Regions from separate parts of the Homo sapiens genome. Here region 1 is linked to region 2. Evidence: read pairs that join two places in POLR2A ChIA-PET (ENCODE). Cell type or tissue: Caco-2. All regions are shown on one strand. Each heading gives the region's core, and the rest is flanking DNA. Links, peaks and the distances in the headings are about the cores only. Region 1 has its middle 79 kb from the start of FGF3. Region 2 holds the start of LINC02753 (long intergenic non-protein coding RNA 2753).

Region 1 (16,048 bases), core at 2,656-10,655, 160 kb before region 2:
TGCGGCTGAATTCCCTCCCCGGGAGGACTCGCCATTCTCAAGCTCTGAGGGGTTTTCTTCTCGGCTGGCATCATGCTAATTTCCCTCGAGTACCCCTGGAAAGAGGTTTTAGAACAAGACGTGGCGCTTGGCAGGAATTTGACATCTGAAACAACTGTCGCTCAGGGAGGAGGGGGTTGTGACATTTGCTAATTGCCAATCGAGCACTAATGTGAGCATTGAGATGCTTGGAAAAATGCTTCTTCCTGCTGAGGCTGGATGGAGCTGGCTCACGGGCCACTGATACACCTGCAGGGCATCATCCTTTGCCATTGATAAATACCCTTCATGGATCTAAGGAGGGAAATAATAGGGAAATTTCCTTTTGGAAAACCAGAGAGCATTGGCTGGGGATGGGGGGCCCAGGTTCTGAAGCCATCACTGCCAAAAACCAGCTGAGCCACCAAGGGTGAGACCCTGCTCTTCCTCAGTGTCTGTGCGATGAGGGCCATGGCCCTTGCCGTCCTCTGCCTTTCCCTGACCGCAGACCCTGGCTTCTGCTGGAGCTCTCCCTTGTGTAAGGATGCATGGAGCAAATTTTAGGGGCCTTAGAGCCCTACGTCCAAACCTCCTCCAGCAGAGTCCCAAAGGGCCCCTGCCTACCTTCGCCTGCCTGCCAAGGGGTGCTGGCAGAAAGCAGGCAGGCGGTGCAGCCTCACCCTCTCCCACAATGGGCATGGGCCATGCCTGCTTCCTGCATGGCAAACCCCTGCTTCCAAGAGAAGCCTGAGGCCTGTGCTGAGAGGGCCCAGCCCCTCCTAGCATCTCTGGGTCATTTCCCTCTCCTCAGGCCTGGCAACCTCTAAGTTCAGCTCCTGGGAGCTGGGGTCCCCCAGAAAGGAGCTCTCCCCATTGCCAGCGAGAAGCAGCTCTAGCTCATTCTGTAGGCTAATAAGAGGGACAGCTCGAGAAATGAATGTGAGAATGGGACTGTGTGGGAACCCCCTGGAGAATCCACGGGGCAAATATCTTTATGTTCCAACCCGATTTCCTCTTGTGGAATCTCGACTATAAAATCAGCAACACAGCTGTACTAATAACAAAAAAAAGCATCAATGTTCAACCACCTATGCTGTGCCAGGCTCAGTGCTAAGCACTTCATTCTATGAAATCTTCTGGAATCTTCTCAATAGCCCCACAAAGGGGGCTCTGACACAGCCCCTATTTTATGCAAACCAAGGCTCTGAAAGGCTCAAGTCTTCCCAAGGTGATTTAGGGCACGCTTGCTGAAATAATAACCAAGACATTTATTTGGGGTTAAAATCCTGATATTCCAGACTGAAATAGCTGCCCCTCACATCCTCCTCCAGCCCTGCACCCATGGCCCCGAGCCCCACTGTGGGTGAAAGAGCAGGAGGGCCCTCCCTGTGAAACAGCGTCGGCCGCTTGGCAGGGGTATTGCTCTGCCCTGAGTTCACGCTGATAACGCGCCCAAGGGCAATCACATCGTAACAGCCCGGAATTGTTCTCAGTCTAGAACGGACAATAAACCGCCCGGGCAGAATGTCTCCTCATCATTCTGCCGCCAGCCAACGGGCTCCAAGAGTTGTCATCTTGAATTTGTGCCCAACTCAAGGTGCCGGCCCAGGCTGGGTCACGGGGCCACAGGGCGCTTTCCAGGAAGGCACGCAGAAGGCATTCCAGCACGAGAAGGTGAAGCAGCGCGGAGGTTATTGACTTGACATGGGTCATTTTGCCCCGGCGTACCCCACGGGATACTGCTATCCTATATCTCCGGCAGGGCATTCTCTGGGCAAACAAGCCCACAGCCATAAATGGTGGCCTTTGCACACCCGGAATCGCTGCCTCATGGTGTTTGGATCACTGACCCGGTTTGTTTATTTATTGAGAGTATTTTTAGCTCGCCCGCGGTTACCCCCGGGGTCACCAATTTTCCTTTTTAATCTTCTCTTTGAATAGAAAGGAAATGGACAGTAAGGTGCCTGTCACTCGAACGCTGGGGTAAGTCTGGGGCAGTGCATACGCCACCGAGGTCACACTCACGTCAGGGACGACACTGCCACAGCCAGCAAATCTCACTCAGCCAGCCCTCGAGGGCACCAGTGTGTGAGCCGACCCCGGGCCTGGCCAGAGAAGAGGGTCGCGGTGTCCGTGCAGGGATTCACCGAGAGTCCAGACCCCAGAGGGGCAAGCGGTCAGCACCACAGTCTCGCCCCGCAGCGCTGACCGCAGGGTCTATGGAACCCATTGGCCCCCCTGCAAGAGCTCCAGAGGTGATCCCCCACATCCTGTGAGAGATCAAGTGTATTCCAGAGAAGATTCCCAGGTCGCTCCGGTTTCCTCCCAGTTCTGGTGTCCTTGACTACTGGCTCTGCCATCTACCACCCTCATGCCTCAGTTTTCCCATCTCTAAAGTGGGGGCTAACAAGAGCGTCTACTCCATAAGTTTGTCCAGAGAGGTGAGTGGGGCGAAGTGCGCCTGTGTGCAGTGAAGCGCGCCTGTCCGCGGTGGAGCGCACCTGTCCGCGGTGGAGCGCTCATGTGTGCGGTGGAGCGCGCCTGTGCGTGGTAAGTGGTGGTGATTGTTGCTACCATCGCTGTTCCCATCAGTTCCCGCCACATGCATCTGTCAAGGGCCCCCAGGAAGCAGATGACCCACCCCCAGGGGTGGGCGAGATCAGGAAGCCAGGAAAGGATGGTTGGTGAAGCCCCTTGTTATTGTCTGAGGCCAGAAGGAGGCAGTTACAGAACCCAGCAAGAGAGGGAGCTGTCCATGGAGCCGGATGGGAGCTGTCGTGGCTGTGCGTAGGGGAGGCACACACTGCCCCCTGCGGCTGGGCAGGAAGGAAGCCAGCCCCTCTCTCCTTCCCAGCTCTGATCGGTTGCTGGCAACCCCCACTGGCCGCTTCAAGTGGGGACTCCAAAGCCAGGAAGCTGGGGAACCAGCTGGTCTCCTGCGGCAGAGAAACAGGGTGAGGAGTCGGGGCTGGACCTGGAGGGGCAGGCGGAGAGTGACTAGCAGAGTGAGTGTCCAGTCCCTCCCTGTCCGGGTGCCTTTCTGTCAGCCACACTCCAGGTTCTGCAGGGAAGAAAGGCTCTGAGTTGGGGTCTGGAGAGGCCCGAGCCTGGCACCTGTGGCCAGGCTGGGTCATTATCCCCTGAAGGGAAGCAGGGCTGGGCTGAAGGTGGGGAGCCTCCCTGACCTGCCTAAGCAAGGCTTTGTGCACCTTGTGTCAATAAATCCAAGAGCAGGAACGTATGTCATCAAGCGGCTGGCGGTGCCATCTGGCCAAAGCAGGAGGCAGCCTCTGGGACAGTCACATGGACGATGAGGCCAGACAGGGCTGCACCCCTCCCTCGGAAACCAGAAGCACTGACTGCCTTTCAGCCAGACATCCCTCAGTGATGCTGAACAACAATTAGGAATCAAATCCCCAAATGTCCTCCTGGCCTCTTTCCAACAGGAAGAGCCGCCCGGCCTTCCCTTTTTGCAGGACTGGGGCTGTGTCCTTGCTTTTGTGCTAATAATCCAGGAGTGCTTTAGGCTGTCAGAGCTGGGTACAAATTGCATTTTTGCAAATCGAAGAATGATTCCCCACCCATACTTCATTTCAGGGACACACGGATCGGTCTTGGAGCTAGACACTCTGACAGGAATCCAGGCCAGGGGCTCCTTCCCTGGGGGCCATGGTCCTCACCCTCTCAGCCTTGGGGGTCTCTTTGGGAATCCGTTGAAAGCTACAAAATCTCTACTCCAAACAGGGAAATGAGGTTGTGTGCAGACACGCTGCATTTGCTATCATTTCAAGGGTCTGCCGACCTCAGGTTCTGAGCCCAGGCCTGGGTGGGGCCGGAGGAAGGCCCTCTGGGCTCTGCGAGAGTGAGACATCAGTGTGCCTTCCTCTGTCTTCACCGCCCACCACCAAAAATTGCCACGTCCTATAGATCCAAGCTCCTGAATATCAGGTGGCTCTGCACTCCTGTCCCCACTCGCCATCTCACTTGGGTTATTAAACCAGCCTCTAACTAGTCCCTCCACCTGCTGTGACCACCCCCAGGGCCCCCACCCCAAATCTATCATCTTCATGGCAGTAAGAGGGACTCTTCCTGAGCACCAGACTCAGCTTGTCCCTTCGTGCTGCAAACCCTGCAGCCCTTTACCACGTGGGGGCCCCTCGTTACCCGCAGAGGCCATCTCACTGTCTGGGAAAGTTCAGACCTACGGATGCAGCGTGATAGCTGGCATGCTCCCTGCCCCTGCCGGCTCAAGCAGACACTGTGGCTCTGCCTACCATCTCCAATCCCTCGCCCGGCCAAGCCATCCCTCGGGGCTCAGCTAAAGTGTCACTTGAATTGTGCATTCTTGCAGCAAGCACTGGGCATTTATGTGTGGCTTTACAGCTCTGGGTGCCAGTGTGGACAGCCTCGGAGCTGCCGTCAGCAGAGTTGTCAAAAATTGCACTGCCCCCAAAGATCCGGCCGGGCCCCGTGGAGCCAGTCAGGTGGAACTTGTTCCTGGACAGTTGACACCTGCAGTTTCAGGATTTGGATGTGGTTCACTTGTTAACATTCCGTGTCAGCTTGGCCAGGCTGTAGTGCCTGGAGTTTGGTCAAACACTAGTCTAGGTGCTGCTGGGAGGGTATTTGGTCGACGTGGCTGACATCTGCAGTCCATTCACTTTAAGTCAAAGAGATTATTCTCTATCATGTAGGTGGGCCTCGTCCCACCAGTTGAAGGCCTTACAAGCAAACAAACAGGTTTTCTGGAGAAGAAGGAATTGTGCCTCAGGTCAGTAACGTAGAAACTCTGCTGGGTTTCCACCCTGCTGGCCGGCCTTACAGATTAGGAATTTGCCAGTCCCCATGGCGGTGAGTCAATCCCTTAAAATCAGTCTCTCTCTCTCTCTCTCTGTCTCTCATCCCCTATGAGTCTATTGCTTCTGTTTATTGATTCTTTCCTCTGGGGAATCTGGACTGATATGCTTACCTAAAGCGAATGCCACCGGAAACACAGGCCTTTGGGTGTGAAAATCTTTGGGTTGCTTTAAACCTTGTAAGAAAGAACCTTCTGTTACGTGGTGCCTTCCTAAGCTGGCTTGTCCTCAACTGCCAGGCTTCACTTGACTCCAGGGCCCTGTCTGTGCCAGCCAGGGAGCCCTGTTGGTGAATAACACAGACCTGGTCCCTGTCCCCAGGAACACACCATCTGTGGGGTCTTCCTGCCATCAGCACCCAGACACCCACCCAGCCGGGGTCTGGGCACCCTTTTCCTCCCACACCTCCCTTCCATCACTGCCTGGCACTGAGGCATGTAGTCAATATCAATATCTGTTGAATGACAAATCCATTAGCATAGGGTACTCAGACATCTAAAAAATACATATTCTAAATATCCGTTCATTTCTTTGGTTATCCCAAGCAAGTGTTTTCTGACCAATGATGTAGCCAGCCAACAGTCACCTGGCTGTGGGTAACCTCATGCCTCCAAACAGGGGGCTCAGGGGTCTAATAGACCCTTAAGGAGTCTAGGGACTTGAATGGGTGAGTCTCACACAGACTGGCAGAGAAGCTGGCTTGGGTCAGTAACACTCCCTTCTCAGCCTTTGTCTTGCTTGTTTTACTTATTTAATCCCTACACCCTAATCCAGTTCCTTGCCTCCCATAACAGCCCTTCTAATGGGAATTGTATGCCTTTTAGTGGGCATGCGGTCTTGCTAAATGAACATTATTGGCCGGGCGCAGTGGCTCACGCCTGTAATCCCAGCACTTTGGGAGGCCAAGGCAGGTGGATCACCTGAGGTCGGGGGTTTGAGACCAGCCTGACCAACATGGAGAAATCCCATTTCCACTAAAAATACAACAATTAGCCAGGTGTGGCGGTGCATACCTGTAATCCCAGCTACTCGGGAGGCTGAGGCAGGAGAATCGCTTGAACCCGGGAGACGGAGGTTGCGGTGAGCTGAGATCGCGCCATTGCACTCCAGCCTGGGCAACAAGAGCGAAACTCTGTCTCAAAAAAAAAAAAAAAATTGAACATTGTTGTTTGGGAGGCATGGATTTTTTGTTGGTAGATTTAGTGTGGTGCAACTGATATGCAATCAACTGCACGTTCTTAAAGTGCTCAATTCCATCAGTTGTTACATGAATATACCTACAAAGCCACCACCATGATCAAAATAATGAACATATCCATCACCCCAAAAAGCCTCCTCATGCCCCTTTGTAGTTCCTCCCTCCCACCCCTCCCCACCCCACCAGTCAACCACTGGTCTGCTTTCTACCACTGTAAGTTTGCATTTTCTAGATTTTTATATAATTGACTCATACCACATGTGCTCTTTTTTGTCCAGCTTTTGCATTCAGCTTATTATCCTGAGACTCTTCTATGTGGTTGCTTGTAGCAGTCATTCATTCCTTTTTGTTGCTAAGTAGTATTTCATGATGTGGATGTGAAACCACCATTTGTTTATGCATTTTCCTGCCATTTGAGTTGCTTCCAGTTTTTAGCTATTATCAGCAAAGCTGTTATAAACATTTTTTTGACATATGGTTTTATTTCTCTTGAGTAAATGCCCAGGAGTGGAATGGCTAGATTGTATGGTAGATGTGTGCTTAACTTTCCAAGAAACTGCCCAACTAGGTTGCAAAGTGGTTGAACCATTTTGCATTTCCATAAGCAGTAAATGGAGTTTCAGTTTCTCCTCAACATGCTTGCTTCTGAATTCTAGTCATTCTACTGGCTAAAATTCTACTAGTGTAATATCTCGTTGTGGTCTTAGCATGTATTTCCCTAATGCCTAATGACATTGAGCATCTTTTCATGGGCTTATTTGCCATACATATCTTCTTTGTTGAATTTGTCTCAAATCCTTCGCCCATTTAAAAAATTAGATTGTTTGTTTCCCTGTTTTTGAGAATTGAGAGTTCTTGATGCATTCCGGATACAAGCTCTTCATCAGATATATGACTTGTAAATATTTTCTCCCCGTCTGAGGTTTATCTTTATATTCTCTTAACAGAACAATGTCTTTGAACGAGCAAGCATTTACAGTTTTGCCTAAGTTCAGTTCAGTAATTATTTTCTTGTATGGGTCATGCTTTTGATGTCTGTCATAGTCTGTTTTGTGCTGCTATACCAGAATACCACAGACTGGGTAATTTATAAAGAAAAGACATTTATTTCTCATGGTTCTGAAGGCTGGGAAGTCCAAGACTGAGGGGCTGCATCTGGTGAGGGTCTTCTTGCTGCATTATAACATAAAGGAAGAACAAGGGGAAGGAGAGAGAGAGAGCTCAAGAGGGGGCTAAACTCATTCTTTATAAGGAACACACCCTGCTGATAACAAACCCACTGCCATGATACTGGCATTAATCTATTAATGAGGGTGGTGACCCCATGACCCCAACACCTCCCATTAAGCCCCACTTCCCAATACTGCTGCACTGGGATCTAGTTTCCAGCACATGAACTTCAGGGGACACATTCAAGTCACGGCAGTGCCATAGCGCAGTCATATTTGCCTAACCCAAAGTCATAAAAATGTTCTCTTATTTTCTTCTTGAAGTTTTATGTTGTAGGTTTTATATTTAGGTCTATGATCCATTTGAGTTAATCTCTGTATGTGATGCAAAGTATGCATTTAGCTTCTTTTTGTTTTTTTGCTTTGCTTCATTTTAGCACATGGATATCCAATGGTTCTAGCACCGTTTGTTGAAAAGACTATTCTTTCTCTACCAAACTGCGGTAGCATCAATTGTTTAAAATAAGTTCTCCAAGTGTTTCAGTCTGGTTCTGGACTCTCCATTCTGCTCATTGATGTATTTGTCTGTATTTATGTCCATACACACCTCGACTATCGATTTAATTTGCTTTTCTTTTTTCTAGTTTCTCAAAGTAGAAACTTGGGTCATTGATTGGAGACCTTTCTTCTTTTCTAATATAGACCATTAGTGTTATCTAGATTTCCCCCTAAATACTGCTTAAACGGCATCCCACAATTTTTGGCATGCCGTTCTTTTTTTCATTTTTGTTCAGTTTCAACTACTTTCTAATTTCCTTTATGATTTCTTCTCTGACCCATGCATTAGCTAAAAGTGTATCTGTGTCCTAAATCTGGTAGGGATTTTTCAGTTGTTTTTCTCTTATTAATTTCTTTTAATTTCCTTTGCTCAAAAGGCATGCTTTGTATGACTTGCAGGGTCTGAGGGAGTGGGATCCTGGCAGTCCCTGTGGCCTTTCTTGGAAAGCGCAGGGCCAGAGCTCAGCAAAGGAGTAGATTCTGTGGCAGAAACCTCTGGAGAGGAGCACGACACCGCAGACATGCTGTGGACCAGGTGGCAGCTGCCAAGCAGATGGAACCTGCACCTGCCCAATTTGGCCAAAGAAGCCCCCATACTCTCCGTGAAAAAGTCTTCCAGAAGCTATTGTGTCCATGACCAAGTCTCTCTCACACACACACACACTCACACACACACACACACACACACAAAAGATCATTCTTGAGTCTGATTTGAAAACTAAGGTCAAATTCTGCAGAGGTATTTGAGTGGTAAGATAACACCCTAATATATATATATATATATATATATATATATATATTTTTTTTTTTTTTTTCTTTTTCTTGGTGGGAGGTGGGGACAGAATCTCACTCTGTCACCCAGGCTGGAGTGCAATGACACACTCTCAGCTCACTGCAACCTCTGCCTCCCGGGTTCAAGTGATTCTCCTGCCTCAGCCTCCCAAGTATCTGGGATTACAGGCACCTGCCATCATGCCTGGCTAATTTTTCTATTTTTTGCAGAGAAGGGGTTTCACCATGTTGGCCAGGCTGGTCTTGAACTCCTGACCTCAGGTGATCCGCCACCTCGGCCTCTCAAGGTGCTGGGACTACAGACGTGAGCCACTGTGCCCAGTCTGTATATTTTTAATTGAAGTGAATAGGACTTTGTTATAGATTTCAATCCATTCTTCACTTTCAATCGAGTGTTGTTTTTACATAAACTTATACCTTTGGAATGACTGTAGAATTATTAAAAAGTTGCTAGGATAGTGCTAACAGTCCCCACGTGCTCTTTGCCTCCATATTAACCTCTTACATAGCCATATAAACATTTAGAAAATGAAGAGACCAACATCAGTACAATGCTGTAGCTGAATTCCAGACTTTATTCCCGAGGGCTGCATTCTAAAGATGCATCCATGTTACAGGCATGGGGCCCCTGACTGTGCACCTGCTATGCAGTGCCTGCTCACTCTGCTGGGGGTGGACACTGGCTGAGGCCCCCTCCCCATTCTGGTTACAGAGCTGACACATTAGAGCTTCGCCTGCCTTCCAGCCGAGGAGAGAGCAGGGGAAGTGGCCTAGATATCTTTTTGCTATATTGATTTCCCACTGCTCTTTTCTGAAAGGTGTTAATGACCTCTAAGGCCATGATAGCCTAGACTGGCCGGTGGATGCAGTTCCACCAGGACAGCCCCAGGCCATCTGTGGCCACGTGGCTTGAACTGTGGCAAGTCCAGTTGAAGACATGCTGTGAGTGTAACATGCACATGGGATCTTGAAGACTTTGTATGAAAATAAGGCCGGGCATGGCGGCTCACGCCTGTAGTACCAACACTGTGGCAGGCTGAGGCGGGTGGATCACTTGAGGCCAGGAGTTCAAGACCAGCTTGACCAACATGGCGAAACCCTGTCTCTACTTAAAAATACAAAAAATTAGCCTGGCGTGGTGGCACATGCCTGTAGTCCCAGCTACTTAGGAAGCTGAGGCAGGAGAATCACTGGAACCCGGGAGGTAGAGGTTGCAGTGAACCAAGATCACAGCACTGCACTCCAGCCTGGGTGACAGAGTGAGACTCTGTTGAAAGAATGAGAAAGAAAGAAAGAGAGAGAGAGAGAGAGAGAGAGAGAGAGAGAAAGAAAGAGAAGGAGAGAACGAGAAAGAGAGAAAGAGGAAGAAAGAGAAAGGGAGGGAGGAAAAGAAAGAAAGAAAAGAAAGAGAAAGAAAAAGAAAGAAAGAGAAAGGAAGAAAGAAAGAGAAAAGGAGGGAGGGAGAGAGAGAAAGAAAGAAAAAGAAAGAAAGAAAGAGAAAGGAAGAAAGAAAGAGAAAGGGAGGGAGGGAGAGAAAGAAAGAAAAAGAAAGAAAGAGAAAGGAAGAAAGAAAGAAAGAGAAAGGGAGGGAGGGAGAGAAAGAAAGAAAGAGAAAGAAGAAAAGAAAAGAAGGAAGAAAGAAGAAAGAAAGAGAGAAAGAAAAGGAAAGAAAGAAAATAATAAACATGGACAATATCTCACAAATACTTAGATATCGATTTCATGTTGAAATGTTAATATATTGGGTTTATTGGGTTAAACAAAATATAGGGTTAAAATTAAGTTCACCTGTTTCCTTTTACTTTTTTATTGTGGCTAGTAGAAATTTTTAAATTACCTATGTGACCAGCCCCAGGAAGGGGAAGGTTTGAAAGGCCCCCTTGCCCTGGTCTAACCCCAACCAACCTTTGCTATCCTGCCTGAGTTGCGGCCACCAGCACACCCCTACCATCCTGCACCCAGACGGCAAACACAAATGCTGGAGTGACCACCGAGGGCTGGGATTAGACTACAGGCCAGCTCCCCAGGGCTGCGGAAGCAGAATGAGTGCCCAGCTGGCCAGCCGGGGTCAGTGACCAGCAGTGTATGGCCCCGGCCACCACTGGGGTGCCTGCTAGCTGCTGCTGAGTCATAGGAACAAGAAATTTCTTGGCCAAACTACAAGGAAACTGCTTCCCCACGGCTGGTGTCCCTATTTTGACAGTGGTCAATAGGTCACCTGCCGGTCACGTCCCCAGGAAACCCAGACTTGGAAGCTGTCACAGATGCCTGGATTACCTCCACTGCCAGAAAAGGGTGTGTGTTGGAGGGGGTGTCTTTCACAATATATTTTTAATTTTGACTACCTCAGAAAAGAACAAAGCAGGCCAGTTGTGGTGGCTCATGCCTGTAATCCCAACAATTTGAGAGGCTGAGGCAGGCAGATCACTTGAGGCCAGGAGTTGAAGACCAGCCTGGCCAACACAGTGAAACTCCATCTGTACTAAAAATACCAAAAATTAGCTGGGTATGGTGGTGTGCACCTGTCGTCCCAGCTCCTCAGGAGTCTGAGGCACGAGAATCACTTGAACCTGAGAGGCAGAGGTTGCAGTGAGATGAGATCGTGTCACTGCACTCCAGCCTGGGCAACAGAGCAAGAGTCTGTCAGAAAGAAGGAAGGAAAAAAGGAAGGGAGGGAGGGAGGGAGGGGCAAAAAGTAGGAATCATCTATATTCCTCACCCAGAATTAATCATTTTTAAGCTAATATTTTAATAGCTTACTTACTTCCTTAGTCTTTTAAAATATGTATTTATTATCTTGAAACCATAGAATGAATAGATAAGAATATGTTGCCCTGAAAAAAAAAACGAAGAGAAAATGGTATTACTAATCACGCTAAAGCTCCTTCCGCCTTCCCCCAACTCTCATCCACTCCCCCTTCCCAGGGAAATCCCCTCTGTGTATTCCAGGCAATGCGCTTCATTCCTTTAAACATAGCTATTGGCACCTGACTTGTTTGGGGGTCAGGTTCTTTCTTTCTTTCTTTCTTTCTTTCTCTTTCTTTCTTTCTTTCTTTCTTTCTTTCTTTCTTTTCTTTCTTTTCTTTTCTTTTCTTTCTTTCCTTCTTTCTTTCTCTTTCTTTGTTTCTTTCTTTCTCTCTTTCTTTCTTGCTTTCTTTCTTTCTTTTTTTTTTTTTATTTGAGACCAGGTCTTGCCATAACATCCAGGCTGGAGTGCAGTGGCATGACCTCAGCTCACTGCAACCTCCGTCTCCTGGGTTCAAGCGATTCTCCTGCCTCAGCCTCCCAAGTAGCTGGGATTACAGGCATGTGCCACCACACCTGGCTAATTTTTTGTATTTTTAGTAGAGACAGCCATGCTTTGCCATGAGGGCCAAGCTGGTCTTGAATGCCTGACCTCAGGTGGTCGCCCAGCTTAGCCTCCTAAAGTGCTGGGATTCCAGGCATGAGCCACCGCGCCCGGCCTTTTCTTTTCATTTATAAGACAGCATCACATCGTGTGTATTGTTTTCAGCTTGTTCTTCTTGAGGCAATGGGCCTGGTGTACCCTGAGGTCACACTCCTCCCACCCCCACCCCATCGCTGCTCCGGACAGTCGTCTGGGACAAGCTTTTCAGAGGGCAACGAAGCTGTGTCTACCAGTGTTTAAATGAGCACACCCTCTGAGCTGGCCTTCATGGTCTTGGAGTTAACCCCACTAATACCTTCCCACCTCTGCGCAGAGGCAGAGGCTCAAGGGTGCTGCTGCCACGTTGTTGATAGAAAAACAATAGCAACGAATGTGACAAATTATGACAACTGATGGAACAGACTTTCACGAAACCATGAAAAAGAACAAGCAAAATCTATCTGAGCAGAGCCAGAGATCTCTCGATAAGTCAGGCAAGACAGAGAGAGGGCACAGCTGGGCGCGCCAGGCCTGGCTGTGTGCTCCCCGGGATGGCTGTGCCTGGAGCGTGTTTGAGGACCCGTGAGAGCGCTGAACATGGACCCTTGAGGAAGTGGTGTGAAGGGAAACTACTTCCCCATGGCTTGTGTCCCTATTTTGACAGTGGTCAATAGGTCACCGGTTGGTCACGTCCCCAGGAAACCCAGACTTGGAAGCTGTCACAGATGCCTGGATTACCTCCACTGCCAGAAAAGGGTGTGTGTTGGAGGGGGTGTCTTTCACAATATATTTTTAATTTTGACTACTTCAGAAAAGAACAAAGCAGGCCAGTTGTGGTGGCTCACGCCTGTAATCCCAACAGCTTGAGAGGCTGAGGCGGGCAGATCACTTGAGGCCAGGAGTTGAAGACCAGCCTGGCCAACATAGTGAAACTCCGTCTCTACTAAAAATACCAAAAATTACCTGTGTATGCTGGTGTGCACCTGTCGTCCCTGCTACTCGGGAGTCTGAGGCACGAGAATCACTTGAACCTGGGAGGCAGAGGTTGCAGTGAGCTGAGATCATGTCACTGCACTCCAGCCTGGGCAACAGAGCGAGTCTGTCAGAAAGAAGGAAGGAAAAAAGGAAGGGAGGGAGGACCTTGTCTCTGGAAATGTGGTCCGGGGGTTCAGGTGCAAGGAAGGGAGAATTTCACACTTCCCGAAGCATGTGATTTTCTTCCGTCTAACCACACAGGAATGGTTTGCTTTTACTTAAGGACAACTAAGCACATCTCTGAGGAATGCCGCCAGCCCCAGGGCTGGGCACGGGAGTCTGGATGGGGTGGCCTTCATGGTCTCTGGCTTCACCCTAGGAACAGAACTGGCAGCCCAGAGGCCCCTCGAGGCCCTGCTCACTGCCAGGGCGGTTGGCCATGACAATTTGAATGTGGACATGTGGAGGCCACATGCCAGCTCCAGGCTCAGTCCGGCTGCTCCAGAAAGCCCAGCCTCCAGACATGCTATATCCTCAGGCCTCCTCCAGGGAAGCCCAGGAGGTCAGGCCCAGGTGACCCGTGGGCAGCCCCCGGAAGGGGCTTCTTTTTCTCTTTTCCTCTGATGGACAAGGAAGTAGAATGTGCAAGAGTTAATGCTCGGCCAGGCGCAGAGGCTCACGCCTGTAATCCCAGCACTTTGGGAGGCTGAGGCGGGCGGATCAGGAGGCCAGGAGATCGAGACCATCCTGGCTAACACCGTGAAACCCCGTCTCTACTTAAAAAATACAAAAAAAATTAGCTGGGCATGGTGATGGGTGCCTGTAGTCCCAGTTACATGGGAGGCTGAGGCAGGAGAATGGCGTGAACCCAGGAGGCGGAGCTTGCAGTGAGTGGAGATGCACCACTGCACTCCAGCCTGGGAGACAGAGCGAGACACTGTCTCAGAAAACAACAACAACAACAAAACAACAACAACAACAACAACAACAAAATAACAAAGAGTTAATGCTGAAGCAGATCTCTGAATTCCGAGGAGCTTGGGGAGCAGCCCAGCTCCACCCTGTATTAATGAGGGGCCTGGGGCAAGTCTCTAGCCTCAATTTCCTCCTCTGCAAAATGGGGACAGTAACCACCTCACAGGACACAAAAAGGACCTAGGACTCGTCACTGGTGGTGATTGCCAGGCTTGTCCTTTGGGGGACTTCACGTCCCCAATCACCTCACTCCCTCTCGCCTTGTCCCCCTACCTTTGAAAAAAAAATATAAAGACAAGAGCCAGGCAAAGAGTCTCACAGGGGCTGTGAGCTCAGGACCGCACGTCATCCCACTCATCTGAATCTCTAGGGCTGGGAGCCGGCAATCTTCCTAGGCATATTGATTTGAGAAGCTTCCTCCCAGGATGTATGGTCAAACCACAAAGCGCACACGGGACATGGTGGGTGATAACCCACACCAGGCAGAGCCACGACCCTTGCCCCATGCTGCCTGGCAAGAACTGACCCAGCACCCTCTAGAACCCTCTAGAACCCAGGGCTTGGGGTCCCAGTGGAGCAGCAACATCAGCCCCGCTCCCCACACCAAGCTGCTCCCACAGCCTCTGGCTTCCATGGGGATCTCTCACCTTTGTAGCTTTGGCTGGAGTCTGCTCTCAGCATCCAAGGGTGCTGCCCACAACCTCGTCCCAATTTTTCATGGAGACCACTGTCCCTCCCCAGGTGCTGGTGGGCAGTATGGGCCCCCCCATCCACACAGTGTCCCCAGGTTCCAGTGGACGGTGTGATCTCCCCAATTCCCACAGTGTCCCCAGGTCCCAGTGGACAGTGTGGCCTCCCCCATCCCCACAGTGTCCCCACTTCCTGCTGGATGGTGTGGCCTCCCCATTTCCAGTGTCCCCAAGTCCCAGTGGATAGTGTGGCCTCCCCATTTCCACAGTGTCCCCAGGTCCCGGTGGACGGTGTGGCCTCCCCATTTCCACAGTGTCCCCAGGTCCCGGTGGATGGTGTGGCCTCCCCATTTCCACAGTGTCCCCAGGTCCCAGTGGACAGCGTGGCCTCCCCCATCCCCACAGTGTCCCCAGTTCCTGGTGGATGATGTGGCCTCCCCATTTCCACAGTGTCCCCAGATCCCGGTGGACGGTGTGGCCTCCCCATTTCCACAGTGTCCCCAGGTCCCAGTGGATGGTGTGGCCTCCCCCATCCCCACAGTGTCCTCTGGGCAGGCCTGGGTCAGGCTGCATTCCTGACCCTGAGGTGTGGAACTCTCTCTCCCTGAGCTTTTGCAGAAACGTGGGGGCAACTTGCTCTCCTTCTGCAGGACTCAAAGGTGGGAGATGCTGGCCTAGAGCAGCCAGAGGCTTCCTACCGGGTGACGGGGAGAGGGTGCCTGCCCCAGAGTGAGGCCAGCAGAGACCAGACTCACAGAACAACAGAGACCAGCCACTCACTCAGCTGTGAGCCAGATGCACATAGTCTGTTTGAGGTGATTTCTTCACTGGCTACCAAGAAAAAACAAATAAAAATACATACAAAGCCCACTGGGCTGAGTCCTCCACCTGGAGAAAGCACTGCAAATGTCACCAGTGTTCAAGGGTCCTCCTCCCCCATCCAGCCCCCATCCCACCACCTTCTGCTGTGCGTCCCACAACCCTGTTCCCTAGGGGAGTGGTGGGCACAGAAAGCCCTCGGGTCTGTCCTCTTATCTTTTGCAAGCCTAGCTGGCCTCTGCTCCACCCCAGGCCTGGTTCTGGAGCACGCGTGTAGAAATGGGGCTGGCTGCTACGGCGGGCTTATCTGGGCCTGCAGGGCCGCCTTATCTCCCACAGCTTCTCATTGCCAGTCACTGGTTTATGCTTTTATGAGTGCAGTTTGCTCCTTCTAGGGAAGCACTGAGCGATCTCTGAAGGTGCCTGGCCATGGGGGCACAGGGTTCCTTCCTCCTAAAGCGCTGGTCCCATGCCAGCCCTGGCTCTGCAGCTGCTGTGGGTATCTTGCATGGGTGGGTGCCTGAGTGGAGGCTGTGGTGGTCTCAAGGGGCTTTTGCCAGAAGTGATCAGAAGAGGAGCCTTCAGGAGGGAAACCCCAGGTGGCCCCCACA
Region 2 (16,048 bases), core at 3,626-11,625:
GTTGATGAGCATTTGGGTTGTTTCCAGTTTGGACTCCTATGTAACAGTGAAATTTCAGGGTCGTAAGACAAGCTTGTTTCCCTTCAGGAGTTGCTGCCAAGTTTTCCAAAGTGGTTGTACCAATGAAAACTTATGTCAGCAGGTGTGTGAGATGTCTAGAAACGCCACATCTTCCCTGCCACTTGACATTGTCAGGTTTTGTTTTGGGGTCTGGTTTTGTTTTGCTTTCAGCCATTCTGGTGTGTGTGTTGTGGTATCTCATTGTGGTTTTACGCTGTGTCTTTTGAGGACTAATGCTGGTGGTCACCAAATCATAGGCATATGGATCATGTGAAGAGCCTCTTTTGAGGAAGTGCTCATGCAAGAATTTTTTTAAATTGGGTTATTTGTCTTTTTCTATTCCTTTGTAAGAGTGGCTTACATATTTTGGAGACAAGTCCTTTGAGATTTATATGTATTTCAAATATCTTCTCCCACTCTGTCTTCCCTTTTCACTTACTTAATGTTGTCTTTTGATCAACAGAGTTTCTAATTTTATTGAAGATTTATCAGTCTTTTCCTTTATGGTTACTGATTTCTGTATTCTGTTTAAGAGATGTTTGTGCATCCTAAGGTCATGAAGGTAGCCTCCTGTGGTATATTCTAGAAGCTTTATGGTTGGCCTTTTTGCATCTGGAATTGGCTTTGTGTATGACATAAGGTCAAGGTCCAGCTTTCTCCCTATGACTCTCCACACCATTTATTGATTCCACACCATTTATTGATTCCACACCACTTATTGATTTCACACCACTTACTGATTACACACTATTTATTGAAAACACAGTCCTTTCCCACACTGCACTACAGCAGCACCTTTGCAGTAAATCAAATTGTGGAATATATGCAGGTCAGTTTCTAGAATCTCTGCTTTGATCCATGTATCCTTGAATACCACACTGTTATAACTATTGTTGGTCGATATGAATATCAGATAATATATGTCCTCTGACTTTTCCCTTGAGGGAGTCTTGAGTCTTGTTGGCCTTTGGCATTTCCACATAAATTTCCATATCAGCTTGTCAACCTCTCTTACACAGACACACACACATACACACATGCCTTCTGACATTTAATTGGGATCATATTGAATCTATAGGTCAAGACCAATTTGGGGAGAATTTCTTTTTCTTTTCTTTTTTTTTTTTTTTTTTTTTTTTTTTTTTTTTTTTTTGAGACAGGGTTTTTTTCTTTTCGCCCAGGCTGGAGTGCAATGGCGCGATCTTGGCTCACTTCAACCTCTGCCTCCCAGGTTCAAGCTATTCTCCTGCCTCAGCTTCCCAAGTAGCTGGGATTATAGGCAGCTGCCACCACACCCAGCCAATTTTTTTGTATTTTTAGTAGAGACAGGGTTTCACCATGTTGGCCAGGCTGGTCTCAAACTTCTGACCTCAGATGATCCACCCATCTTGGCCTCCCAAAGTCCTGGGCTTAAGCCACTGCGCCCGGCCCCAGTTTGGAGAGAATTAATGGTTATACTATATTGAGTCTTCCAATCCATGAACATGGACCATCCTGCCATTCATTCCAGTTTTCTTTTGTCTCTCTTAGTAATGTTTGGTGATTTTTCTTTATTGAAGTCATGCATCTTTTTTGTTTGTTCTTATGCATTTAATTTTTTTAATGTTGTTTAAAAAGGCATGAGTTTTTAGGATTTTGTTTGTTCTTAGTATATAGAAGAACAATTGACTTTTGAGTGTTAATCTTGTATTCAGTGACTTTGCCAAATTTACTTTTTGATTCCAATAGTTCATCTGGTTTGCCAAATTTACTTTTTAATTCCAATAGTTCATCTGGATTTTCTCCTTTCAAAATCATGCTTTTGGGGATAAAGTCAGTTTTATTTTTTCCTTTCCAATCCATAACTTTTTATTTCTTTTTCTTGCCTTATTACATCCCTAGAACATCCAGTGCAATGTTGAATAGGAGTGGACGTGGCAGACATCTGTGTTTCAATTCCAACATCAGGGTACAGCTTTCAATACCTTACTATTTAACATGCCATTTGTTGTAGGTTTAGTCATTTCTCTTTAATTTGCTAAGAGTTCTTATACACAGGTGTTAAATTTTACCAAATGCTTTTTGTAGCACCTACCAAGATGATCATTTGGGTTTTTTTCTCCTTTATTTTGTTAATTTTTGAGTATTAAACCAAACTTACATCCCTGAAATAAGTTCAGTTTGGTCATAATATTTTAACCTTGTTAATGGAATTGGTTTGCTGGTATTTTTGTTTAGGATTTATAAGATATATGTATATTTATAAGAAATATTGTCTCATCTTGTAATATCCTTTTCAGGTTCAAATTCATTGGGAAATGGTCTCTCTCCCTATTCCTGGAAGAGTTTCTGGAAGATTGGTGTTATTTCTTCCTGAAATGTCTAGAAAATTTTACCAATGGAGCTCTATGTGCCTAGAGTTCTCTTTGCAAAAACAATTTTAATTAGAAATCAAATTTATTTGTAGATATAGGACATTGTGATTGTTTACCTCTTCTTAGGCAAGTGTTGGGAAGTGGTGCTTTTCTGGAAAATGGTCCGTTTTCTCTAGATTTTCCAATGTATTTGAATAGTTATTAATAATGTACTGACATTATCTTTTTCCTGTCTGTAGAAACTGTCGTAATGTCTGCTTTCTCTTTCTTGTTATCTATCATTTGTGTCTGTCTTCTCTATTTCATACTCTGTCTCCAGTATGGCCCTCAGACCCAGGCAAGAGGGGCCCCTGCCCTGCTCTGGTCCTCCTCCTCCTCACCCCTCGTCACAGGTGTAAAGTCCATGGAGCTAAGGAAACTGCACACCCAGGGCCCACACACCCCTTCCGAGACCATGCCTAGATATTCAGACCATGCCTAGATGTTAATGGACCCCAGCCTGCTCCCAGAGCCTGCAAGTCATCCCCACTGGGTTTGTCCTTTCAAAGGCAAGCCATGGGAACATGGTGTAGGCCAAGAAGGTAGCTAAGGGGCAGATGTTGTGGGGCTGTGGTCAGACCTTGGAGGCACAGGCTCCTCACAGTGCAGGACGGTGCCAGGGTAGTGAAAGTGGGTGGCAGGCACCAGCTCCCCACCACCTCAGCTGCTGGCACACATCTCCAAGGAGTCTGAGACTCCTAAATTTGAACCTAGCCTTCTCTGTTGTAGGAAGGTATATTTGTCAAAGTAGAAACAGCAAATATGTCATTCAATTGTTTGCTAGCTTGATTTATAACTTAACTATTTAGACATGTGGCATGTGGTCTCCACTCTTGTGAGGGGCAGGCCTGAGTCTTGATTGAGTTTTATCAATTTTATTAGTCTTTTAAATAAGCAATTTTAGTTTTGTTGATTTCTCCATTATAAATTTGATTTCTAAATTGTTGGTTTCTGTTCTTTATTATTTGTGTCCTTCTACTTTGGATTTAATATACAGTCCTTTTTTAGCTTCCCGAGTCATAAATTTAGATCATTAATTTTCAGCCTTCTTTTTAGGCTCAAATGCATTTAGGGCTGTACAATTATTTTCAAACACAGATTTAGCTACATATGATGATACCATAATACGATATGGGATATCATATTTTCATGAAATCCAGTTCAAACTGTTTCTAAATTTTCACTGTGATTTAATTTTGTTTTATAGATAAGTTAGAAGAGTATCACTTAATTTCCAAACGCTGAGTTTTTTTATAGTTGTCCTTTTGTTATTGGTCTTTACTTGTTTCTGTTGTTATCAGAGGACAAGATTTCAGTCCTTTGAACTGTGTTGAGGCTGGCTTTATGGCTTAACATGGTCTATTGTGGTAAATGATTTTTTGTGCACTTAAAAAATATGTATATTCAGTAATTTTTGTTGATTTTGTGTGTGTGTATGAAATTCTATGATTTCCTGAAAGAGTTGTGTTAAATTTTAAGTTAAAATATACAATCACAATTAATGGTTTATTCCTTATTTTAGTTCTGTCAGTTTTGGGTTTATGTATTTTGATATATACATAATTTAAAATTATTATATCTTTCTGTTGAATAGATGTACCACTATAAAGCATCCCTTTTTATCTCTAGTAAAATTTCTTATTTTGAAATATATTTATTTGATATTTCTATAGCTGCAGCAAGTTTCTTTCAAGTGTTTGCATGGAATATTAGTATTTTTCCATCATTTGACTTTTAATCATTCTGGTTCTTTTTATTAAAGTGTGTCTTCTGTATATAGTATATAGTTGAAGTTTTAAAAAATTCAGTCTGATAACTTTGTCATTTAATTGGAATATTTAGACCATTTATATTTATTATAATTACTGATATATGTCTGGGTTTACAACCACTATATTACTATAAGTTTTATAGCTGTACCATTTGTTTTTTGGACTTTTTCACCTCCGACTTTTCGGTTAATCAATTCTTTTTTTTAATTGCCATATCTCTTCTATTATTTCGTTAGTTATACATTTCTTTATTATTGTTCAATTGGTTGCACTAGAATTGCCACATGCATCCCTGGCTTTTTAGAGTCTTTCTTAAAACAATATTTACACCACCTTTGGACAATGTGAAAACCTTAACTTTTAGAAATGCTTTTAACTTCATTTACCTTCCCTCCCACCCCACCTTTTGTTTATTTTTGTCATGTATTAATATTACTTACATTTAATCCCCACAAGACATTGTTATTGCTATTTTAAACAATCAATATTCATTTAGCTTTACTCACATATATATTTTCCTTTCCAATGTTCTTTATTCTCTTCTACCTTATCATACTTTCATATGGGATTATTTTCCCTCTGTCTAAAAATTCCTTTTACTATTTCTTTTAGTGCAGGTCTGCTGGAAATGAATTCTCTTAGTTTCTGTTCATCCAAAAACATATTTATTTTGTTTTCATTTTTGAAAGATATTTTCTCTAGATACAGAACCCTAGATTGGCAGTAATTTTCTTTCAGCAATTTCAATATGTCACTCTATTGTCTTTGGTTTCTATTGCTTCTGTTGAAAAGTCAGCCATTTGCCTTATTATTAATCTTTTGAAAATAGATGTCTTTTTCCTCTGGCTGTTTTGTCATTTTTCCCTTTTTTTTGTTTTCACCAATTTTGCTATGATGGGCTGGGATTATTCTGATAGGGTCTGGGCCATACTTTTCAACATTGTGCTAGATGTCCTAGGAAAAAAAATAACGCAAGAAAAATAAATAAAAAGCTATGGATTGAAAAGGAAAAAATAAAACTGGCATTATGCAAATATACCCTGTTTTGGGTTCATAGAGCATATCATATTCTTAACTAAACATGGCCTGGTGTCTCTCATCAGTTTTGGAAAATTCTTGGTCAGACACTTCAAATATTGCTTCTGCCCCATTTTCTCCCTTCTGTTTTTTTCAGAGTTCCAACTGCACATAGGTTAGGTATGTTCAAAAGACTTGGATGTCTCTCATGGTCTTTTCTGTGTTTTACATCTTTTTTTTTTTTTTTTTCCTGTGCTTCAATTTCAATGCTTTCTGTTAACCATCTTTCAGTTTAACTAATCTCTTATATTCTGTCTAATCTGCAGTTATACCTACCTTTTGAATTCTCATTTTTGGCTTTGGAATTCCCATGGATTCTATCTGTACATTCTCATTCTCAAGTGAAATTGTCCATCTTCCCATTTACTGTATTCATCATATTAACAGATGTGTCTAATTACCCCAATATCTGGATCTGCTGTTGGTCTGTTTCTATTGCCCTTTGGTTTTTGTTTGCTTGTTTTACTTTGTTTTGTTTCTGTGGTTCTTAATCATTTAGCTCTGCTTCCTGGCATGTGTGGTGATTTTTAATTGAATCTTGGATATCACGTGTGGACAATGCGGAGGCTCCAGATGATGTTCTCTTCTTCCGAGAGGATTCTTGTCTTTTTGGCAGGCAGAATGCAGAAAGACCAGCTGGTTTCTCTCAGGGTTGGAGATGATTTGAGATTAGCCTTAAGGACTTATGGAAAGCAGGTCTTTTTCTGAGTTCTTGATTGAAAGCCTGGAGAGTTTACTAGGACTCCACCTCCTTAGAGTACCCTGAACTCCAATTTTGTGTGTGTGTGTGTGTGTGTGTGATGTGTGAGCAATAAAGCTTTTTAATCACCTGGGTGCAGGCGAGGCAGACTGAGTCCGAAAAAGGAGTCAGCAAAGGGAGATGGGGTGGGGCAGTTTTATAGGATTTGGGTAGGCAGTGGAAAATTACAGTTAAAGGGGGTTTTCTCTTGCAGGCAGGTGCAGGGGTCACAAGGTGCTCAGAGGGGAGATCATGAGACTCATTGTCCAGGGGAGGAATGTCACAAGGTCGATTGATTGGTTGGGGCGGGGCAGGAACAAATCACAATGGTGGAAAGTCATCAGTTAAGGCAGGAACTGCCTATTTTCACTTCTTTTGTGGTTCGTCAGTTGCTTCAGGCCATCTAGATGTATACCTGCAGGTCACAGGGGATATGATGGCTTAGCCTGGGCTCAGAGGCCTGACAAAACAAAACAAAACAAAACAAAATAGTGGAAAAACAAAACAAAATAGTGGAGAAGTGTTGGGGCAGCAAAAAATTTTGGCTGTGGTATGGAGAGATAATGGGCGATGTTTCTCAGGGCTGCTTTGAGCAGGATTGTGGTGGCATGGGTAATTAGAGTGGGAGAGATTAAACTGAAGAAAGATTTTGGGGTAAGGGGTGATATTGTGGGGTTGTTGGAAGGAGCATTTGTTGTATAGAATGATTGGTGATGGCCTGGGTGTGGTTTTGTATGAATTGAGAAACTAAACAGAAGACACAAGGTACAAATAAGAGAAGGAGAAAAACAGGTATTAAAGGGCTAAGAATTGGGAGGACCCAGGACATCCAATTAGAGAGTGCCCAAGGGGGTTCAGCATAATTATTTACTTGGATGGCAAGTTTTTGGGCTCTATCCTTGAGTTTTTTTATGTTGTCATATACTAGGCCAGATTGATTTAGGTAAAAACAACACTCTTCATTTAAAAATATACAGAGTCCTCCTTTTTTAGCAGTGAGTAAGTCAAGGCCTTGGCGGTTTTGGAGGACAACCGCAGCTAAAGAGTCAACCTGGGCCTGAAGGATTAATAAAGTTTGTGATATGTCTGCGATGCTAGCAGAGAAGTTATTAGAGAAGCTACGGAAGGTTGTGAGAAGATTAGCAGCCTGGTGAATTTTCTGTCTAGCCTGCTGGAGGACTGGAAGATAGTTGCCCAGAGGGCTGGTGTCTGGAACAAGGTTGGGGCCAAGCAAGAAAGCACATCCATATAAAAGTTCAAAAGGGCTGTACCCTGTAGCATCTCAAGGACAGGCGCTAATTCTGAGAAGGGCAAGAAGTAAAAGTACTGTCCAGTCCTCTTTAAGTTGGAGGCTGAGCTTGGTGAGGTGTGTCTTTAAAAGATCATTAGTCCATTCTACCTTTCCTGAAGATTGAAGACGGTAAGGGGTATGAAGGTTCCACTGAATACCGAGAGCCTGAGAGACGGCTTGGGTGATTTGACTAATAAAAGCTGGACTATTGTCCGCCGAGTGCGGTGGCTCACGCCTGTAATCCCAGCACTTTGGGAGGCTGAGGCGGGCAGATCACGAGGTCAGGAGATCAAGACCATCCTGGCTAACACGGTGAAACCCCGTCTCTACTAAAAAAAAAAAAAACACAAAAAATTAGCTGGGCGTGGTGGCGGGCGCCTGCAGTCCCAGCTACTTAGAAGGCTGAGGCAGGAGAATGGTGTGAACCAGGGAGGCAGAGCTTGCAGTGAGCCGAGATTGTGCCACTGCACTCCAACCTGAGCGACAGAGCCAGACTCTGTTTCAAAAAAAAAACTAGCCAGGTGTGGTGGCAGGCGCCTGTAGTCCCAGCTACTCAGGAGGCTGAGGCAGGAGAATGGCATGAACCTGGGAGGTGGAGCTTGTAGTGAGCTGAGATCATACCACTGCACTCTAGCCTGGGCGACAGAGCGAGACACTGTCAAAAAAAAAAAAAAAAAAAAAGCCGAACCATTGTCAGATTGAATAGAAGTAGGGAGGCCAAGTCGGGGAATTATATCTGTTAGAAGGGAAGGGATGACTGCAGTAGCCTTTTTGGAGCTAGTGGGAAAGGCCTTGACCCATCCGATGAAGGTGTTGATCCAAATCAGGAGATACTCAAATTTACGGACACGGGGCATATGAGTAAAGTCAATCTGCCAATCTTGTGTTGGAGTAAATCCACAAGCCTGATGCGTAGGAAAAGGAGGAGGCCTGAGAAAGCCTTGGGGGCTAGTGGCATGGCAGGCAGAACATTGAGAGGTGATGGTCTTACGGATGGATTTCCATGAAGGGAAGGAGGAGGTGGGTAAGCCAGAGGCTTGTATCCCACGTAGAAGTGATCATGAAGGAAAGAAAGAATGGACTGAGCTTGTGAGGCAAGAAGAATGAATTTTCCATGATCGAAGGACCACTTGCCCTGAGTTGGAAAAGACTGGTAGAGCAGGTTTTCAGAAGAAGAGTAGGTGGGACTGATAAAGGAGAAAGAAAAATACTGGCCTTCTGGAGTGGGGGCTGGGATATTAGCGGGTGTGGAGGCGTTGGCCTTTTTTTTTTTTTTTTTTTTTTTTTGCTGTCCTCTTGGCATAGACATTTTCCTTTGCAATAAGATCAGTAGGTTTCTGGTGTCCTTTATAATGAATGACTCCAGCCTTGGCGGCAGGAGAGCAGTCTTAAGGAGAGCCTTTATTAGGGAGGCATTGACAATGAAAGAGCCTTGTGTGGTAAGGAAGCCTCTTTCGGCCCAGATGGCAAAATGGTTATGGAGGAAGTGGAAAGCATATTTGGAGTCAGTATAAATGTTAATGTGCATTCCTTCAGTGAAAGAGAGCACACGAGTTAAAGCAATCAGTTCGGCTTGTTGGGAAGTGGTGGAGGGAGGAAGTGCAGCAGCTTCCATAATGGAGGTGTGGGACACGACAGCATATCCAGCTTTAGCTGGTGAAAATTGATTGGGTTTAGAAGAACTGCCATCGATAAACCAAGTGTGGTCTGGGTTTGGAATTGGAAGAACAGAACCCTGAAGAAAGGGAGAAGATGCTATATGTATTAGGGAAACACAGTCGTGTGGTTCAGGACTTGTGTTGGGTGCTAAGTGAGAAACTGGGCTGAAATTGGGCCCATGGTAATAGCTACTGTTGGAGTTTCAACAAATAGTGAATAGAGCTGGAGGAGTCGAGAGGCAGACAATAAATGTGAAAGGTGTGAGGAGGATATTAATGCTTGAAGGTTGTGAGAACTGTAAAGGGTAAGTGGAGCATAGCCTGTGATTTTGAAGGCCTCTAGAAGTATTAAAGCGGCAGCTGCCACCACACGCAGACATAAGAGCCAGCCTAGAACTGTGAGGTCAACTTGTTCTGATAGAAAGGCAACAGGTCATGGGCCTGGGTCCTGTGTGAGGGCTCCAGCAGCACAGCCTTGGATTTCAGCTGTGTGTAAGGAAAAAGGATGGGACGAGTCAGGGAGTGCTAGTGTGGGAGTTGTCTCCAGGGCCTTTCTGAGAGAGCAAAAGGAGGAATGGGGAAAAAACTTAGGGTCTATGAGATCAGTTAAGTTACGCTTTGTGAGTTTGTAAAGTGGTTTGGTTAGGATAGCAAAGCCTGGTATCCAGATACAGAGTCGGAAATATCCAACAACGCCTAAGAACTAAAGAAGTTGTTGTTTGGTGGTGGAGATTGGGGTCTGGGACATTAACTGAACGTGCAGGAAGGGTGCATGTATGCTGATGGGGGATTATACCGAGATAGGTAACGCTAGGGGAAGAAATCTGTGCCTTGGAGGGGGATACTCGGTACCCCTTTGAGTAGAGATGTTGAAGAAGCAGGATAGTGTCCTGCTGGGAAGATTGGTAAGAGGGGCTGCAAAGAGGAAGATCATCAAAATATTGAATAAGGTGGGAGGCAGATGGGCGAAAAGAAAGCAGATCATGAGAAAGGGCCTGGCCAAATTAGTGTGGGCTGTCCCTGAAGCCTTGGGCAGAACATTCCAGGTGAGTTGTTGGGATTGGTGGGTGCCAGAACTCCAATTTTTGCCTCCTCTTTTCTCTCTCCTTCTCTCTCTCTCTCTCCCCACCTCCCCCTCCCCCTCTCTCTTTCTCTCTCTCTCCCCTCCTCCCTTTCTCTCTCTCTCCTCCAGAATGTTGAGCTTATTTCTCTGAAGCTCCCTTCTCTTAGCCCTCAAGTCCTGTCTGCCTTGGTTTTCTTCCAATTCCTTCTAGCAGCTACCTATAGCAGCTGAGTTTCTCTGTTTGTTTTTTAATCCAGCCTTTATAGATGTTCTTGACACAGCAGCTACTCTTTTGTGGCCAGAAGCAGAGCTCCCCATGATGCTTCTTAACAGTTGCCTACTGGAGCACCTTATGCCTTAGATGGTTGTACACATAAAGGAGTGACTGTGACAGCTAGAGCTTCAGACCGACAACAGAGGAAAAGTCTGATCTTAGGGTCAACCAATTAGGGGAGGGTCTCTACCTCTGTTGCTTCCAACTGCAAGATCTTGAGTAAACCACAGGAAGTGTCAGGGCCTCAGTTTCCTCATCTGCAAAATGGGTCTAATAATACAAAGGCCATGTAATTCATAGACTTTGTGTGAGGATGAGCAATAGAGTATGCAACCAATGGTACTTTGGAAATAGAGAGGTGATTTTTTTCTCTTTCCTTCTTTCTTTTTTTTTTTTTTTTTTTTTTTTTTGAGATGGAGTTTCACTCTTTTTGCCCAGGCTGGAGTGCAATGGTGCAATCTTGGCTCACTGCAACCTCTGCCTCTGAGGTTCAAGCGATTCTCCTGCCTCAGCCTCCCAAGTAGCTGGAATTACAGACGCGTACCACCACACCTGGCTAATTTTGTATTTTTAGTAGAGATGGGGGTTTCGCTATGTTGGCCAGGCTGGTCTCGAACTCCTGACCTCAGGTGATCCATCCGCTTCGGCCTCCCGCAGTGCTGGGATTACAGGCGTGAGCCACCACGCCCGGCCGAGGTGATTTTTTTAAATGATGAAAATACAATGGACTCCAAATATAGGGACACATTCAGGACAAGAACCATTTGCTGTGTGAGGATCCTGCACCCCCCAGTAGACACAGATGAAGCAGAACAACTGAGAACTTGTGTGCATGGGGGCCGCATGTTTTGAACGGACCATGCTGGGGTGAGCTGGGGGAGGGTTCAGGAGCTGCTTTCCCTCTGGAGCCTTGCCCAGTGTCCCCCTCCCCTGGACTACCATGTGCTCCGTGCCTGTCTCAGCAAGGGGGTTCTGGCATCACCGTCACCTGTGTGCATGTCTCTCCTCCATGAGACTGGGCAGGTTCCCAAACCTGCCTGTCCTCTGGGCCCACTAGGGACTGTTGAAAATCTCTGAGCGGGAAGTACTAGAATGTGGATATTTGAAAGCTCCTTGGGTGAAGCAGTGACTATCTAGACGAGCACTCTGTAAATATTGGGCAAGACGTTGGACTTCCCTGGGGCACGAAACTGCCATAGACCAGAATGTGTCTATTATGTTGTTTTTTTGTTGTTGTTGTTGTTTGTTGTTGTTGTTGTTGTTTGAGACAGAGTCTCACTCTGTCACCCAGGCTGGAGTACAGTGGTGCAATCTCGGCTCACTGCAACCTCTGCCTCCCGGGTTCAAGCGATTCTCCTCCCTCAGCCTCTTGAGTAGCTGGGACTACAGGCACATGCCACCACGCCCAGCTAATTTTTGTATTTTTTAGTAGAGATGGGGTTTCACCATATTGGCCAGGCTGGTTTCAAACTCCTGACCTCGTGATCCACCTCCCAAAGTGCTGGGATTATAGGCGTGAGCCACCGCGCCCAGCCGATAATGATTTTTACTGCATCAATTGATGTTTGTTGAATAAAGAGCAGGGAGGGGAGGAAAGAATGGGATGAGGGTAGAGAAAGGCAAGATCAGGGAGAATTTCAGCTCCTCGGGCCCAGACCTGTCATCTTATCAGAACAATCCCAATCCCCTGACAGTGGTCTGGAGACCAGTGACCCTTCGGCAAGAGCATTTTAGCTGAGGAATTTTTGCCTTTCTTAAAGATAAGATTAAATTAATGTGACTCCAAGTCTTACCACAAGGACATTGCCCTTTGCTGGGAAGCCGAGCATTCCCATGTACCTCACCTATGATGTTCTTGGTGCCTCATTACACATGGTAGCAAAAATGCCAAAAGCCCCTAAGAGGACCACTGTGATCCTCTGAAGATGGGGATTCCTAATCCCGCGAACCCAGTTCTTCAGAACCCCGTTTGTTCTGGAGAAATAAGAACTGGTCATACCTAGTCTTTGTTTCCCTCTCTTTTGATCATTTTTTGGATGAGTCAAAATCAGGTCACCACCAGCACCAGGATGTGACATGAAGGGACACGCCTCAGCCCCACAGGGTACATTCCTGCCCTCTTCCCAGACTCAGGTCTTCCCTGCCTCTGAATCTTGCTCTCTCTTTTCCTTGTTCTCACTTTTCTTTCTTTTATTTTCTGCCCTTCCTTTGTTTTCTTTGATTCCTCTTTCTTTTTTACCTGGGGAAAAAGTCTTCAGACTTCTGGAGTGGATTCATGAGTGTGAATGGGGTGTAGCCCGCCAACATCATTTTTTCCCAAGGCACAGAGGCTGTTTCTGTGGCTGGGCACAGCTGAGAGGACCGTCTCATTGTACTGGGGGATTGATGGCTGATGGAGGGAAGGAACATCAGGCAGAGTTTGTCCTGCTTCCCTCGGGCTCCCTATATCATGTTGATGGGGTTGCAACCCTGGCCTGCAGGAGTAGGTCTGGCCTGATGGAGGCTGGGACATCTGGAAGCCAGTGGCCTCTCAGCCAGCCCCTGGCTCTCACGCACACTCTCCGGGAAGAGCCCCAGGTCTCTTCTTCACCCTTCTTCACTCCCCCTCACCCTCCTGGTGGGGGTTCTCTGACCCCAGCCACACAGATGGGCAGGGAGGCATCTCCAAAGGCCAGACGCTTAGCTGAGAAATCATTTCTCAGTTCCTGTGTGGTCCCTTGCTCTTAGCCTTTTTCTCCTTTGTTCTTAGTCCTGTTTTTGCCCTGATTTTTCAGATGGGCGCCCTGGACTGAGGCAAACTTTAATATTGCCCCTGGGATCAGACACACGCTGGCCCCCTCTCTGGCTATGCTGGCCTCCCTGTTTGGGGCAGCAGGTAAGGAAGAGCTGGCTCAGTCCAGGCCAGATGAGAAGGAAATAAAAGTTTTCCTTGTCCCCCTTCCTCCAAGCCTCTTCCTTCTTCCCTTTCCCCTTGCCGTGGGAAGTTCTCTTCCTCCACTCCTTCCATCCCTCGCCGTCTGTGGGCCTGATGCTGATTGTCCTGTTCACTATCAAAATGATCTGGGAGAAGAAAGTCATTTATACTTTAGTATGAGTTTGATCCATAGTTTGTCTTTCCTTGGGCTATTTGCTCTGTGAGTCTCACTGGCAGATGAAAAGTTGAGGGATGCATTACAGACACTCGGGGCCATCACAGAAGAATGGGGGTGGGGGATGGGGAGGCGCTGACAGTAGAAGGACCCTCCAGAGCTCAAGCAGTCACACACACAAGCTGCCACCCCCAGTCCTCAATTGGTTTCCATGCCGTTCATAGTCTGGGACAAAGGACTTAAAAAATATGTGGTTGAGAGTGGCTCTGAGCCCAGCCAGGTACAGGGAGCAGGGGGACCTGAGGCTGCTTGGCTGGGCAAGGCAAGAATGCAGGGAGCTTTTTAAGACGGCTGACTCTGTAGCTCTGATTTTTTTTTCTTATGAAGGAGCAATCCTGTTTGGCTCCAAGCCTAGGGATGGGGCTGGCTCTGTGGAGCAGGTTGCCTTTGAGCCGGGTGGGGCTGCCCCAGGAGTCATCGGCTGCCTCTGGAGGTGGCGAGGTTTCCATCACAGCGGTTGGGGTCTCCTGGATTCAACCATCATTAGAGGAGGCTTTGCATATTGCCGGGGTTGTGCCAGATACCTGGGGGCCTTGACTAAAATGTGTTTCCTGGGCACTACCCCCAGCTCGCTGAATCCAGGAGCAGCCCCGGGATCATTGTGACCTCACAGTTCAGACAGCATCGGTCCCCTGTGGGGGCCACCTTTCCAGCCCCTCCTCCCAGCAGAGGATCCCAGTGCCCTCCTGGCCTGAAGGCCCTGCAGGCCTGGCCTTCCCAACTTCCTCTCTGCCCTTGTCCCCCGTCGTCCCTCTAGTTGGCCTGGCCCTCCCAACTTCCTCTCTGCCCTTGTCCCCCGTCGTCCCCCTAGTTGGCCTGGCCCTCCCAACCTCCTCTCTGCCCTTGTCCCCCGTCGTCCCCCTAGCTGGAGGGTGCCCCAGCCTGGCTGACCTCAGTTCTTGTCCCCAGCACACACAACTCTTCCCAGCCTCAAGGCCTTCACCTGGCTGTGCCGCTGCCTGCAATGTTCCTCCCCAGTCTTGTCAGGGCTGGCTCCTGGGGAGAAGATCTCTGCTCAGATGTCACTTCCCCGGAAGGGCCTTCCACGGCCACCCACGTCGTGTCTCCCCACGCCTGCCCCCACACTCGCTAGCCCGCCGTCCCCTCTTCCTGCTTCCGTCCTCCACAGCAGTCATCACCATCTGATATTCCTGTGTATGCATCGGTTTGCCTTTCTGGCTCCTGGTTTTGCTCTGCCTCCCCGCTGGAAGGTAAGCTCTGTGGGAGTAGAGCAGGGACTTGTTTGCATTGTTTATTCCGTGACCCAGCCCCGGTTCTGTGTCTGGCACATAGAAGTGTCGCTGAATGAATGAATGAATGAATGTCCATTGTGTGAATGAAAGAGTGACAGGTTTGGAGGTCACTGGAGCAGATGGCCAAGTCTGTGACAGCTGTGATAATAAACAGTGATTACAAGCAGGGGGTCAGATGCCGAGCTGCCCTCGTGGGCACTAAGGGTCCCAGGCCCTGAGCTTGCATTCCCAAGGGACCCCATGCTTGGTGTTTGGGGCCCACTCTTAACATCTCAACAGCCTGTCTTCTTATTGGGACTGAGTTGGAAACAGGGGTCCCAGAGCCCACATGACTTGTCCAAAGACACCCTGCAGGGTTGCAGGGACAGAGGGGGAGGAGGCCTGTGCCTGGCACCCATCATCAGTCTCTAGAAAGTTCCATTCTGATAGATGAGTCAGCCATGCCCAACAGTCTCCTGGGACAATCACCCCCACAAACATTTGCCAAATGTCTGCAATGTGTTGAGGGCACATGGAGTCCTCCTCTCCTTGGTGATTTGGTGGCGGGGGCGGGGTGGGTGGCAGCCCTGACTTTGGCCTCCCTGAATGACGGCACAGCAGAGACGTCTGGTCTCCCGTGGAGATTAGACCCCCTTCAGCGGCAGGGATGCTGCCAGCTCCATCACCGTAACTCCACGGTGGAGCAAAGCACCCCGGAGGCTGTCCTGGCACAACCTGACCACAGTCATAGACCAGTCAGCCCCAGGAGGGACACTCTGCCCCGGCCTGGTTGCTGCCAGCCAGGCCCATGGATGCTGCTAGTCCAGCCAAGGAAGTGCCTGTCCCCACTCCCAGGCCCATGCAAAGGGGCCCAAAACAAACTTGAAAAAGCAGCCCCCCAGCGGGGAGGCCAGTCTGTCCGGGGTGTCCAGGGATCATGACCGGCACTGCTGTTTTCCTAACTCATGTGACCAAAAATCCTTTTATTTGTATAAAAATGGAGCCTGGTTGTCTAAGTCTTCCCAAAGTTTCCTTATATCAAGCAGTCATGAAGGGCCCCCCACAGAGCAAGGTCTGTACTGGCCACCATGAGAAACTGCTGTTCCCACCTTCCAGCCATGTCCAAACCCCTCTACCCCGTGGGGCTTAACCACCTCTGAGCATCCCACCTGCCGTGTCATTTGCTTCTGTTTTGTCGATGGTCTGCCTGCCCCTCCCTCGCTGGACAGCAGCTCCAAGGGGACAAGGAATCGTGGGTGTTTTTTTTTTTTTTTTTTTTTTGAGACGGAGTCTCCCTCTGGTGCCCAGGCTGGAGTGCAGTGGCGCAATCTCCGCTCACT

Evidence for each region. Peaks named below come from ENCODE experiments on the same cell type or tissue, not always from the same donor. Only the 100,000 strongest peaks of a DNase experiment are listed, where the experiment ranks them.
Region 1: POLR2A ChIA-PET joins it to region 2 with 6 read pairs; 2 of 35 experiments call an interaction of 5 or more read pairs at or near these places.

The regions. Positions count from the first base shown.
Region 1 is chr11:69,890,021-69,906,068 of GRCh38, forward strand. No RefSeq gene overlaps it. Among named protein-coding and RNA genes, the nearest start is that of FGF3, 79 kb to the left of the region's middle. RefSeq lists enhancers at 1,071-1,666, 15,554-16,048. In Caco-2, for the core only: no CTCF peak of the experiment used is centred there; no DNase peak of the experiment used is centred there.
Region 2 is chr11:70,051,357-70,067,404 of GRCh38, forward strand. LINC02753 (long intergenic non-protein coding RNA 2753) reads right to left here and starts at 14,015. Exons shown (of 2, transcript NR_120529.1): 1 at 12,567-14,015; 2 at 4,874-5,179. It also overlaps a transcript of ANO1 not described here. In Caco-2, for the core only: no CTCF peak of the experiment used is centred there; a DNase peak (open chromatin) is centred at 8,535.